Linked DNA regions of Homo sapiens: all the other regions are linked to region 4. The links are chromatin contacts, found by Hi-C or POLR2A ChIA-PET in ENCODE. All regions are on one chromosome and are shown on one strand. Each heading gives the region's core, a stretch centred on a gene start or an enhancer-like site at or near the end of the contact. The rest is flanking DNA. Distances are from core to core; before and after follow the strand shown. Region 1 overlaps PUDP (pseudouridine 5'-phosphatase). Region 2 holds the start of NLGN4X (neuroligin 4 X-linked). Region 3 holds the start of PUDP (pseudouridine 5'-phosphatase). Region 4 has its middle 200 kb from the start of VCX3A.

The links. A loop is a pair of places that touch in the nucleus more often than their neighbours do. ChIA-PET counts read pairs that join two places held with the same protein, here RNA polymerase II (POLR2A). Pooled maps may share reads with other maps.
Region 1: a loop to region 4 is called in a map of GM12878, with 6 times the contacts of the local background. The contact joins two enhancer-like sites. A Hi-C loop is called at or near these places in 1 of 168 maps with a recorded cell type or tissue (GM12878), 32 of 37 single-sample maps with no recorded cell type and 8 of 50 pooled maps. POLR2A ChIA-PET finds 5 or more read pairs at or near these places in 1 of 52 experiments (GM12878).
Region 2: a map with no recorded cell type shows a loop between it and region 4 (7-fold over the local background). The contact joins the promoter of NLGN4X here to the enhancer-like site in region 4. A Hi-C loop is called at or near these places in 4 of 37 single-sample maps with no recorded cell type and 1 of 50 pooled maps.
Region 3: a loop to region 4 is called in a pooled map, with 11 times the contacts of the local background. The contact joins the promoter of PUDP here to the enhancer-like site in region 4. A Hi-C loop is called at or near these places in 15 of 37 single-sample maps with no recorded cell type and 5 of 50 pooled maps. POLR2A ChIA-PET finds 5 or more read pairs at or near these places in 1 of 52 experiments (activated T-cell).

The regions. Positions count from the first base shown.
Region 1 is chrX:7,108,946-7,111,645 of GRCh38, forward strand. All of the region lies in intron 1 of PUDP (pseudouridine 5'-phosphatase), which reads right to left. Among named protein-coding and RNA genes, the nearest start is that of STS, 37 kb to the right of the region's middle. RefSeq lists enhancers at 237-306, 457-506, 1,777-1,826, 1,837-2,086. Within about 2 kb of position 1,411, at least 6 of the 41 ENCODE cell types and tissues checked have a DNase peak (open chromatin) inside an H3K27ac peak, as active enhancers do; they include GM12878, where a contact is called at or near this core.
Region 2 is chrX:6,227,617-6,230,316 of GRCh38, forward strand. NLGN4X (neuroligin 4 X-linked) reads right to left here and starts at 1,251. Exons shown (of 6, transcript NM_181332.3): 1 at 925-1,251. LOC105373156 (a long non-coding RNA gene) reads left to right here. Exons shown (of 1, transcript NR_136577.1): 1 at 1-2,675.
Region 3 is chrX:7,146,766-7,149,465 of GRCh38, forward strand. It overlaps PUDP (pseudouridine 5'-phosphatase), which reads right to left and starts at 1,388. Exons shown (of 4, transcript NM_012080.5): 1 at 1,288-1,388. The coding sequence starts at 1,348. STS (steroid sulfatase) reads left to right here and starts at 947. Exons shown (of 11, transcript NM_001320752.2): 1 at 947-1,318. It overlaps MIR4767 (microRNA 4767), which reads left to right and starts at 1,095; the gene lies at 1,095-1,172. RefSeq lists a silencer at 908-1,627 and an enhancer at 1,818-1,867.
Region 4 is chrX:6,737,924-6,740,623 of GRCh38, forward strand. It overlaps a transcript of PUDP not described here. Among named protein-coding and RNA genes, the nearest start is that of VCX3A, 200 kb to the left of the region's middle. Within about 2 kb of position 1,253, at least 4 of the 41 ENCODE cell types and tissues checked have a DNase peak (open chromatin) inside an H3K27ac peak, as active enhancers do; they include GM12878, where a contact is called at or near this core.

The DNA.
Region 1 (2,700 bases), core at 161-2,660, 370 kb after region 4:
CCTGAATGGAGGGCTCAAAGCCCTTTAGGAGAGTACAAAAGACAGGACTCTTAGAAAAGTCTGGGCTGGTTTGTAGAAGTCGAAGTTCAAGTAACAACCTGAGTAACTCAAGGCTTCCTGGATTCCATCCTGCACTCGGTCTCCCTACAGAAGCTGCAGAACAGAAGGAAGGGCTGGCCCACCCTCCTCCTCAACAGCTGAGTGGTGAAAAGCCTCCTCTAAGGGAGGGTTACCCAGGCATGAGCGCTCCTTTTATTTTCTTCTTCTCTGTGAGGGGGAGAAAGAGCCAAGGCTCTCAGGGCAAGGAGATGGACGGATTGGCAGTGAGGCGGCACATTTTACTTCCTTGAGTGTTTGTTCTAGTAGTTGAGAGAGGAAGATTGACAAAAGGAAACTGCAGGCATCGAACAAGTGAGACACCACTGTCGGGTTTGAAAAGCCGAGTGAAGGAACAGAACAGAGGGCAGGCAGGACGATGGAGGTGCTCCGTGGAACTCTGACTAAGGCGAGTGTGCGAACAGGAAGAAAGGAGTGTGGACAAAGGCAGGAAAACAGCTGTATCCTCTAAAAATGCTTCCAACAGTGTTTATTTAAAGCTTAAAATGTCATGGAGCTTTTAATTTAAAAGACACAGAACTGTGGGATTATAAATCTGTAGGGGACTGTGCAGACAGACACTTTTCCTCACCATTTAGATAAAATAATCCTAAATCCGTGGAATAAGAAAGGATCTAAACAAGTAATTAAACTCCTCAGATCAAATGATAACTACAGCTGTTGATGATGGCACACTTAAAGGGACAGCGTTGTGAAAGGAAAAATGCTGAAATAAAATAAAGGAGCATAAAACACTTGCACTAGGGCCATCAGATGGATATTCTTCCCTGCTTACTAACAAGCTTGCAGCTTTAACATTGCTTCAGGGTCCTTTTTACCAGGAAAGGTCATATTGTTTTTAACATGCTAGGGCCACATACACTACTACCCTCCTTAGGAGAATTAGAAAATATCCCTTGTGACTGTGACCACTCCCCTCCTCCCAGCTGGAATCTGTGTGGCATGTTGAGAGCAGCTTCTGTAGTAGCTGCAAGGGCAGCATGGGGAGGGGGAGAGCCTGGCAGGGAGGTGGAAGCTCTGAAGAAGCTACAGGGTGCCCCAGGCTGGGGCCCAAAGACTGGCGGGTGTTTTCATCCTCAGAGGCAGCCTGAGTTCCCGGGGGCTTATGGGAGGCATTAAGGCTTAAATTAATTCAACTGTTATGGAAGCCCTGTGCCTGGAGGAAGTCTAGGCCGATGGCCTCTAAGTTTCTGTCTAAGGCGGAGACTGGGTAATTGCTGCAAATCAAGTAACATTTTATAACTGAAAATGTATCTTAAATGCTCACTAAGTCCGCCCCTGAGGCACAGTGGTTGATGTTTTACCCAACAAAGATATAAAAAGCGAGGGTTTCTCCCCAACTGCTCTCTCAGGGAGCTGTACCTGCTTACCATGCAAATGGGGACCTATCTTCAATTTTATAACTGTGAGTTGCGTTATTTACGGGGAAAACACCTTGAGCCAACTGTCATTAAGAAGCACATATGGTGATACGGTTTGGCTGTGTCCCCACCTAAATCTCATCTGTTACATGCAGCCCTGTGAAGAGACCACCAAACAGGCTTTGTGTGAGCAATAAAGCTTTTTAATCACCTGGGTACAGGCAGACTGAGTCCGAAAAAGGAGTCAGCAAAGGGAGATAGGGGTGCGGCAGTTTTATAGGATTTGGGTAGGTAGTGGAAAATTACAGTTAAAGGGGGTTGTTCTCTTGCGGGCAGGGGTGGGGGTCACAAGGTGCTCAGTGGGGGAGCTTCTGAGACTCATTGTCCAGGAGAAGGAGTGTCACAAGGTCAATCAGTTAGGGTGGGGCAGGAACAAATCACAATGGTGGAGTGTCATCCATTAAGGCAGGAAGTGGCTATTTTCACTTTGTGGTTTTTCAGTTGCTTCAGGCCATCTGGATGTATACGTGCAGGTCACAGGGGATATGATGGCTTAGCTTGGGCTCAGAGGCCTGACAATCTCGAACTGTAATCCCCAAGTGTGGAGGGAGGGAGGTGATTGGATCGTTGGGGTGGTTTCCCCCATGCTGTTCTCGTGATAGTGAGATCTGAAGGTTTTATAAGTGTTTGCAAGTGCCTCCTTTGCCCCTTTCTCCTGCTGCCTTGCCATCCCCTTCTGCCATGACTGTAAGTTTCCCGAGGCCTCCCCAGCCATGTGGAACTGTGGGTCAATTAAACCTCTTTCCTCTACAGAATACCCAGTCTCAGGGAAGTTCTTTATAGCAGTGTGAGAACAGAGTAACATTAATACACATGGGAAGGCCTGATTTTGCTCCTACCCTCATGTTCATACAAGACCTAGGGCTTTGGGGACCCAAGAGACCTGCAGAAAACTCCCAGCTCAGCTGCACGCCCTGGGACAAGTTTCTTAGCCTGTCTAACATACGATGTTTATTGGAGAAATGTATTTAATAGCCGCTGACCTGCAGAGCGGGGGTGGCCTTAAAGCTGGGGGTGGGGTGGGGCGGGGGGAGATGCTTTAGGTGTGGGAGGTGGCAGGCAGCCCAGGCAGTGAAGCCAGGTCCTCTAAAGCCTGGTGGTCTTTCGGGAAACCCCAACTCTGCAGCTTTCTAGCCGGAAACTCTGGAAGCTAGCAGCCTTG
Region 2 (2,700 bases), core at 1-2,500, 510 kb before region 4:
TCGAAACCCACACACACGGGAAAGGGGTGCATGGAGCCCGCTCCCCGGTTTACAGAAGCAGCCCGGAGCTACCGTCATTTCATCTTCACGCGGGGTCTCCAGCGCGCCTGGATCGTTCCCTAGCCAAGCCAAGCCAGGTCTAATCAATCACGTGCGTTATTTCGTGCATCACCCAAGCCGTCATCTTATCCGAGGCCCGGAGATGAAGGAGGGAAAAAAAATCGCTTAAATGCGACCCCAACCAAGCCGGTTTTCCCTTTTTCTTTCTGGTTAACAGCACCCCCCCAACCCCTCAAAAAAGCACCCCAGGCGGTGGTAGCTGACAGTTTTCTTAAAGAATAAGGGGGGGGGGTGGGGGGGGAGAGAAAAAGAAAAGAAAAGCCTCCCATGCCTCACAGTTTGCAGAAGTCTTCCTGCCTTCACCATCTCCAGCCCTGGCCGCTTCTCTCCTTCTTCTCCCTGTACTGCAGATACATATATATTTTTTTCCTCCTCTCCCCGCCACAGTCTTCTGTTTATTTGTGTGGAAGGCAGCGCTACTTTGTAAACACATCACACACGGCCCCAGAGCCGTTCAAATAGCTGATTGCAGCAAAACGCTTCCAAACAACGGTGGTCTGGATTTTTCTCTTTAAGTGAAAATAAAACCAAATATTTCTGTGGAGAGGTTGCATGTAAAAACCGTATGAAGGTCTACACTCCCACCCACACCTAAGAAATGCAGCGAGACAGATGGGAGAAAGTCCTGTCCAAATTTTCCAAAAATAATATTAATAATCATAAAAGGAAAAAATAAAGATCAGATGAAGTGAAGCTCAAGTATCTGCAGTGAGGCTTTCCATCCTTTGCTGCAAGTCAAAATGTTTAAACGGCTTTTTAAAATGAGAATAATGTCCCAGAGACAGGTCTTAAAACTGCACCTACCTTAGCTTTGGAAGAGCTGCATCGGCCGTTAAGAGTTCTTTTTACACGTCCAGATTTTTCTAGGGAACCCGAAACGAGGTATGATTCAGGAGGATGTATTGAAAGCCCAGGAGCCTTCCCCTTCTGGAACCCCCCAACTAGATTTCCTCATCCAGAGGAATGCAAGAGCCACCAACACCGCCTAGTTTGGAGGAAATTCGTTGTTTCTGCCGCCAATAGTCTGTGGACGGGCAGAACAAGCATTACAATTGAAGCAGGAAGGGCCAAGCTAGTGGCTGAATAAGAGCTCTGTGCTAAGAGACAGAGAAGGGAGAGAGACGGTTCTGCAAGAAAAAGAGAGATTGAGGAGAGAGGTCCTGCTGTCTCCGGGGCTCTCCCTCTGCCATTGGACCAAACTGAATGAAATTTACAAAGCCAGCAGCCAATAGATCTCCGGAGTCGGCCCCATCACTACAGAAACCACATCCACAGCTACAACCTCATGCAAAGAGCTGCTAATCCCAATGCAAACCAGCTGTAACGGAGAGATCCCGGGTACTCGGGAGATAGAGCAGGTGGGCATGGCAAACGGTGCCACCGCACCAGACGCGTACAGCAAACCTTCTTCCTCTTTGCTTTTTTAGGACTCTCTAGATACCCTCCACACCAAACATGCTGCAGTATATGCAAACATCTTTAACTGTTTAAGGTCACGATCTCCAGCAGTCTCTATGTCTGCGTTATTGTAATTCATTTGGGAAGCAATGATATAAAAAAAATTTTTAAGAGCAGCAAAATTTGGAATACAGTTCTGTAAAGTACAGGACCTGTTTTATGCTCAGGGTATGGTTGAGAGGGGATCGATGAAAGCTTTTTGTTTACTTCTATTCTTATACTTTCATGATTTTGATAAAATGTTGGAATTGTGCCCAGGATGAGGCATTTGTTTTTAAATACGCCTCTTCATTTCCAGGGTCCAGGAGGTTATCTTTCCCAGGGAGTTTCAAGTTGCGGGGGGCGAGGACGGGGGTATGACCCCTGTACTTAAAGTTGAGTTGGAGAAAGTTGGATTTAAATTGGCAATGCAAAGATCAGAGGGCATAATAGAGTGTTGTGACAATGAACACGGATTTTAAAATGAGATTGCTTGGGTTCAAGATGCATGTGACCTTAGGTGTGTATTTTAATCGTTTGCCTCCATTTCTGTATCTGTAAAATGGAACAGATAATCACCGTGTAATACTGTAATGATTAGCTGAGTTAATGTGTGGGGCCAGGTAGTCTTCACAACAATATTACATGGTGATTACTTTTATTCTTCTGCTTGGCCAGAAAAGTTAGCTTTTCTTAAAATTATTTCATGGCCCATTAATTCATTTATGGAAGGAAAAAGATAGTGTCCGCAACACATAGGATATCCTCCTAATTGCTTCGGCTTTAGGCAGTAAACCAAAGCATGAAGCCTGCCATGGTGATGTGAAGGATATTTGGGCAGCCTGACCAATAATGGGGAAGGTGATAGACACCAATTTGGGGACCTGGTTTCATGTTAAGACTCTATCCTCACAAACTTTGCCTTGTTGTAAAGTCAGTTATGTTCTGTGAATCTGTTAAACTGAGATTAAAATTACCTTTCCTGTGGATTTCTTGTGGAGACTAAATGAAATAATATGTATAAAAGCACCTTTTACCAACAAGATAGGTACATAAATATACACTTATCTATTAATAGATATCTATACCCAATAATAAAAAAAAATATATCCATCCATACATACGTGTGTGTTCCAATTATTG
Region 3 (2,700 bases), core at 138-2,637, 410 kb after region 4:
ATCGTTTCTCAGCTTGGCTTATTAGCTGTGTGACCTTGGGCAAGTAGCTTTACCTCTCTGAGCTGCAGGGTTTTTTTTTTTTTTTTTTTTTTAATTAGTGACATGCAAATACTTCCTCCTAACTTGCAGGGTTTTGAAATGAAGGAATGATATACGTAACCAAGCAGGTCAGCTGTCTACAAAGAGTATGCAGACATGTTTATAGATATATGAAGCCTCCTGGTGATTATGTGTCATAGTGTTAACTGTGTCAAGGCTTTCGGTAGAGCTCAGCATAGTTCTGTCTTGAGTTAAAAACAGGGTTTTATTCTTTGAATTCTACTTGAATTCCTCTTGGCTGGTGAAGTTCACATGTGCTAAGACTGACTACCTTAGTACACTGCCAAGGGTTTCTTAATGCCTCGGATTGATAGAGCAGCTGTTCTCAAACGTTCACGCGCTTAAAATGCAGATTCTGATTGGGCAGGGGTAGGGTGGGGCCCCAGCTTCTACATTTACAAGTAGCCCACAGGTGATGTCCCCGGTGCTGGTCACCCTAGGCAGCCAGGCCACTTGACGGACCTTCTGTGCCTCTACACTGTTGACGGCGCGGGATAATTCCTTATGGTTGCATAGGGCACTCCTGTGCACTGCGGGAAGTTTAACAGTATCACTGGTCTGGACTCCACTAGATGCCAGTGACCCCATCACTCCTCGCCAGCTGTGACAGCCAAAATGTCTCCTGACATCGCCATTGCCAGATGCCCTCAGGGCTGCAAAACCGCCAGGTAGAGAACCGCTACCATGCAGGATGCTACCATCAAAGTGCGCCCACAGCAGCAACCTTGGAGCAGGCAGGCAAGTATCCTCCAGGCTACTTTGCAGACGGGGAAGCTGAGGCTGGGCACCGCTCAAGGTCGCACGCATGCGTAACCGAAAAGAGAGCGCGGAGGTCCCGCCGCGCCTCGCTCTGAGGAGAGGACGCGGAGCCGCGCGCCCGCCCGGTGGACCCCAGGGACTGCTCCCACGTGCTCCGGCCCCACGCGCGGGCCGCCGACCGGAAGCGGGTGCTGGGGCCGCGTAGACGCCGCGGCCACGCGCGCCCGCCAGCCCGGACATGGGCCCGCGGGCGCTCCTGGCCGCCGCCCGACTTCGGGGCCAGCCGGGGGCAGAGCGCGCGGGAGCCCGAGCGTCCCTGCATGAACACCGCCCCGCCGCGGCCCCCAGGCCGTGACGTACCCCGCGCCGACCGTCCCCACGCCCACACAAGACCGCCCTTACTGGAGGCGGCGGCTGCACACTACCCACCCAGAAGAAGTCCGTCCATGTCAAAGATGAGGTGGGTGACGGGCTGCGGGGGCGCCGCCATGGTGGCGCCTTCTGGGTCTGGGTGGGGGCGAGGAGGAAGTGCGCGCGCACCCGCCCGCCCCGCGCACGCGCACTGAGGACCTTCTCGCGCGCCCGGGGTCGCTCTGCGCACGCGCCTTCCGCGGCCCCTCGCCCGGCTCCGAGCCCGCGCGTCCTGGGCTGCCTAGTGGCGCTCCGCGCACGCGCACCTTGGGCTTTCGCCGCAGCTGTAGCTGCAGACCCGGGATGCGGCGCGGGCCGGCGCTGTATGTTTACCCGCATCAATTCCTCCTCACTTCACACCCGGAATCGGGCCAAGCTACTCAGCCAGCGGCCGCGCAGAGCCGAGGCCCTCGTCTGGGGACAAATTCAGTGCTTGAGTTTGGATCAGGGGTGTGAATGAGGAAGGAGGGACAGTACAAGGGGCTGTAGAGTGGGGAAAGGGGATTGAAGATGCTCAGGGTGGTATCACTTCTAGCCATCAGGTTGCAGACAAATGGCCTTGGTCAGGAGGTCCCTGGGTGGGTTCGCCCGAGCCCCCAGTCCCTGGACCGTGGGTGGGTTTTTCTCAGTTTCGCTTGCCCGCCTCCTTGCGGTCCTGGACCGCGACTTGAACCGGCAGCCGCGCATGCGCAGTGTGCGGAGAGGCTGCACAACCTCCGTGCCTGCATCTCTGAGCATCCCAGGCTGGTGCATTGTCCCAGAGCAAAGCCAAGCTGCTCAAGGAGGATGCTGAAATAATACTAACAGTCAACATGTCTTGCTGGTTGTGCCTTCTTAGGTATCATCTGTCTTTTGGGCTGCTCTGAGTTTTCTTTCTTTTTTAACTTTTCAAATGCCACCTAAACAGCTTTCTTTTTTTTTTTTCCCGTTTGCCATCGTCAAAAAAATACTTTTTTGTCCCTGTTTCTATTTCGTGTTCGTTTATGTGGTATATTCACGTTTAAGGAAAAGGATTGGACCTTTTGAGAAGCGGAAATAGGAGAATTTCAAGACTTTAAAAACGTGAGGGTGTGCTGGGCGCAGTGGCCCACACCTGTAATCCCAGTACTTAGGGAGGCAGAAGTGGGAGTTGGGGGAATAGTTTGAGCCCAGAAGTTTAAGAACTGCCTGGGCAATATAGCGAGACCCTGTTCTCCACAAAAGGGGAAAAAGACAAAAAAAAAAAGGTGTAAACATGAGAGTGTATTTCTAGTTTAGTGCAGACATAGTGGACAGGGGCATGCCTGGATTCAGCAAGAATTATTATCTATGATAGACAAAGTGCACCTGTGTCTGTTTCCTCCTGGGTAAAATGGAGGTGATAAAGGAGGTGAGGCAGGCCAAGCCCTTAGTACCAGTGCATAATATATAGTCAATAAAATTATGTGTTCT
Region 4 (2,700 bases), core at 3-2,502:
AGACCCAATGGTAGCAGTTTCTAGAAGGTCATGATGAGATTAATGAGAAGAGGTCATATTCTGGATATGTTTTTAAAGTTCAACAGGCAGGACTTAATGAACTGGATATGAAAAAAAAGGAGTAGATGAAGATGCCATCATGGCACCCTAGAAAACCTTGGACAATGCTAGCAGATGCAGGTGCAGGCAGTGCTTGATGCAACTCTTGGTTTCTCATATCCCAGGGGGTGTGGTTGGTCCCCCAGTCCACATCATCTAATTTAGTCCATGTACAAGAGTTCTTAGACACTCAGAAACACACACAGTTTCTAGAACTGAGGACAATTCTACAGCTTACAAAACCATCATGGATGATGGGCAACAATGTAATGGAATCTGTTGGTGCCATGCGTGTCGATTTCTGAGAAGTGTTGTGAAGCTTTATTGGAACTCTGGTCATTATTGTCTTCTTTTCTAGATGAGTAGTTCCCAACTCTGTCTGCACCTTAGAACCACCTGGGGAGGCTTAAAGAATCCTGTACCCCAGCTGAATCCCACACCAATGACTTCTAAGTCTCCAAGCGTGGAATCCAGGCATATGTATTTTTGAAAGTTACCCTTAGATTTTTCCTAAATGTTTTGAGCAACTGTCCATTTTCTCTTCATCTTTATCCCATAAACTAGTGATACTCTACAGGGATTATTCTTTCCCTAGGGACATTTGGCCATGTCTGGAGACATTTTGGGTTGCAATAACCCAGTTAGCATCTGTTGGGTAGAGACCAGGGATGTTACTCAGTACCCGACAATGCACAGCACAGCCCCTACCACAGAGAATGACTTCACCCTCAAATGTCAAAGTTGAGAAAACCTACCCCAAACCCTCAAATGTCAAAGTTGAGAATGAGAAAACCTGCCTCAAACCCAGGGAATTTGATTACTGCATTGATGGGTTCATTAATCATTGCCAGACATTTTTAAATGCCTTTCCTCTTTTTTTCGGTGCTTTTGAATTTAATTGACAAATTGAAGGTCGCATGGGAAGACAGCAAAGAAATAGAGGAAGAGAGAGATAGAGTACAAACACCTGCGTTGAGTCACCATTTCCTGCAGCCCTGAGTGCCTCTAGTAGCTAGTGAGGGGGACAATTAGCAGTTTTTGAGAGTGATGAGAACAACTATTTGCATGTTCTTTTCCTTCCTGAATTGTGTTTGTGAGAGCTAAGTTAATCATCTGATAGAGCCACATTCACACGCCAGGTGTTGCGGTTGAACACCAATGTCTGTTTCTTCAAGGTTTCGAAAATGGTTCACGGAAGGGCCTGCTTTTTGCTGAAATCGTGCACATGGATGATAGGAACACTTCCACTCTCAACAGTCACATGGCATCCCTTAGGAAGCTGCAGTGACCTAGAAGCCATCAAGGACAATTTCCTGAAAGGGGTTTGCTTTTCTGAGTAACCGCTTCCTGAGCTTGCTTCTCTGTTTGTGGGACCTTATTTTTCAGACTGGCTCAAATAGGTTATCAATTCGGAGTAACATTGCTCCTCTCCAGGGACATTTGGCCATGTCTGAGGACATTTTTGGTTGTCGCAACTGGAAATGGCAGAGTGTGTGTGTCGGGGGTGCTGCTAGCATTTGTTGGGCAGAGGCCAGAGATGCCACTTAACATCCTACAAAGTATAGGACTGCCCTCCACAATAATGGTCCAGCCCCTGATGTCAATAGTGTCAAGGCTGAGAAGCCCTAGAAAGAGAACAGTAGGATAAAGAAAAAATGAATGAACTTACAAATAATTTCCACTATGTGATTTAGATAGAGGCACAAATATTCCCTCTCTTCTCCAAATATTTCCTCCTTCATCTGTTGATCTTCAAGGGAGTTTTACTGTAAAACTTTGAGCTTGTCTTCATGTTCCAAGAGGGATGGAACCTGAGCTAAAATTTAATACCTGGCTATTTTTGGAGTAGTATTTTAGTTTCTAGAACCTGGGAATAGGCAGTGCCCAACTGATGCTCTTCTCATTTATTTATTAGCCTACTAAGATTTTGTGAATGGTTACAGTAAAGACAATGGTCAAATTTTATTTATCGCAGAATGTCTCTGTCATGTTTGATCATAGACACCTTTAGCAGGGTAATTTTTACTATTCCCTATTCCTTTAGGGTGATCAACTCATCCTGGTTTGCCCAATACTGTCACAATTTCAGGAGTGAAAGTCCTATATCCTGGCAACTTTCCGTATTGTGGGGTGGGTGGTCACCCTGCATTCCATGGAATTGGTTTTCCAAGTAATAATTTTTGTGAAATGCAGCACTGGTGTTTGTTATTTTATTTTATTTATCTGGTATTTTATTTGGTATTTGGTATTTTCCCAAAGGATAACTTGGTAATTAGCATTCTCCCATTGGGAAAATAATTGATCAAAAATCTGTTGTCATGGAATAGACACTTCTTTGTACACATGGTTGGACCTTTAACTAGGGAGACAAAAGATTATATTTTTAACAATTAAGGATACCTATTTTATAGAGTTGTTTCTGAATTATTCCAGATTTTTCACTTCAATATTAAATTTATTTTTATCAGATTTTATAAAGCTCAAGGACCATTAGAGATGTCCCTAAGAGTAAGGTTTTTGCAAATTTAAAGAATCTGTTTTTGCGTGCCTGTCAGTATTGTAATCACTTTTTCCTTTTCCAACATAAGATCATACATTAAA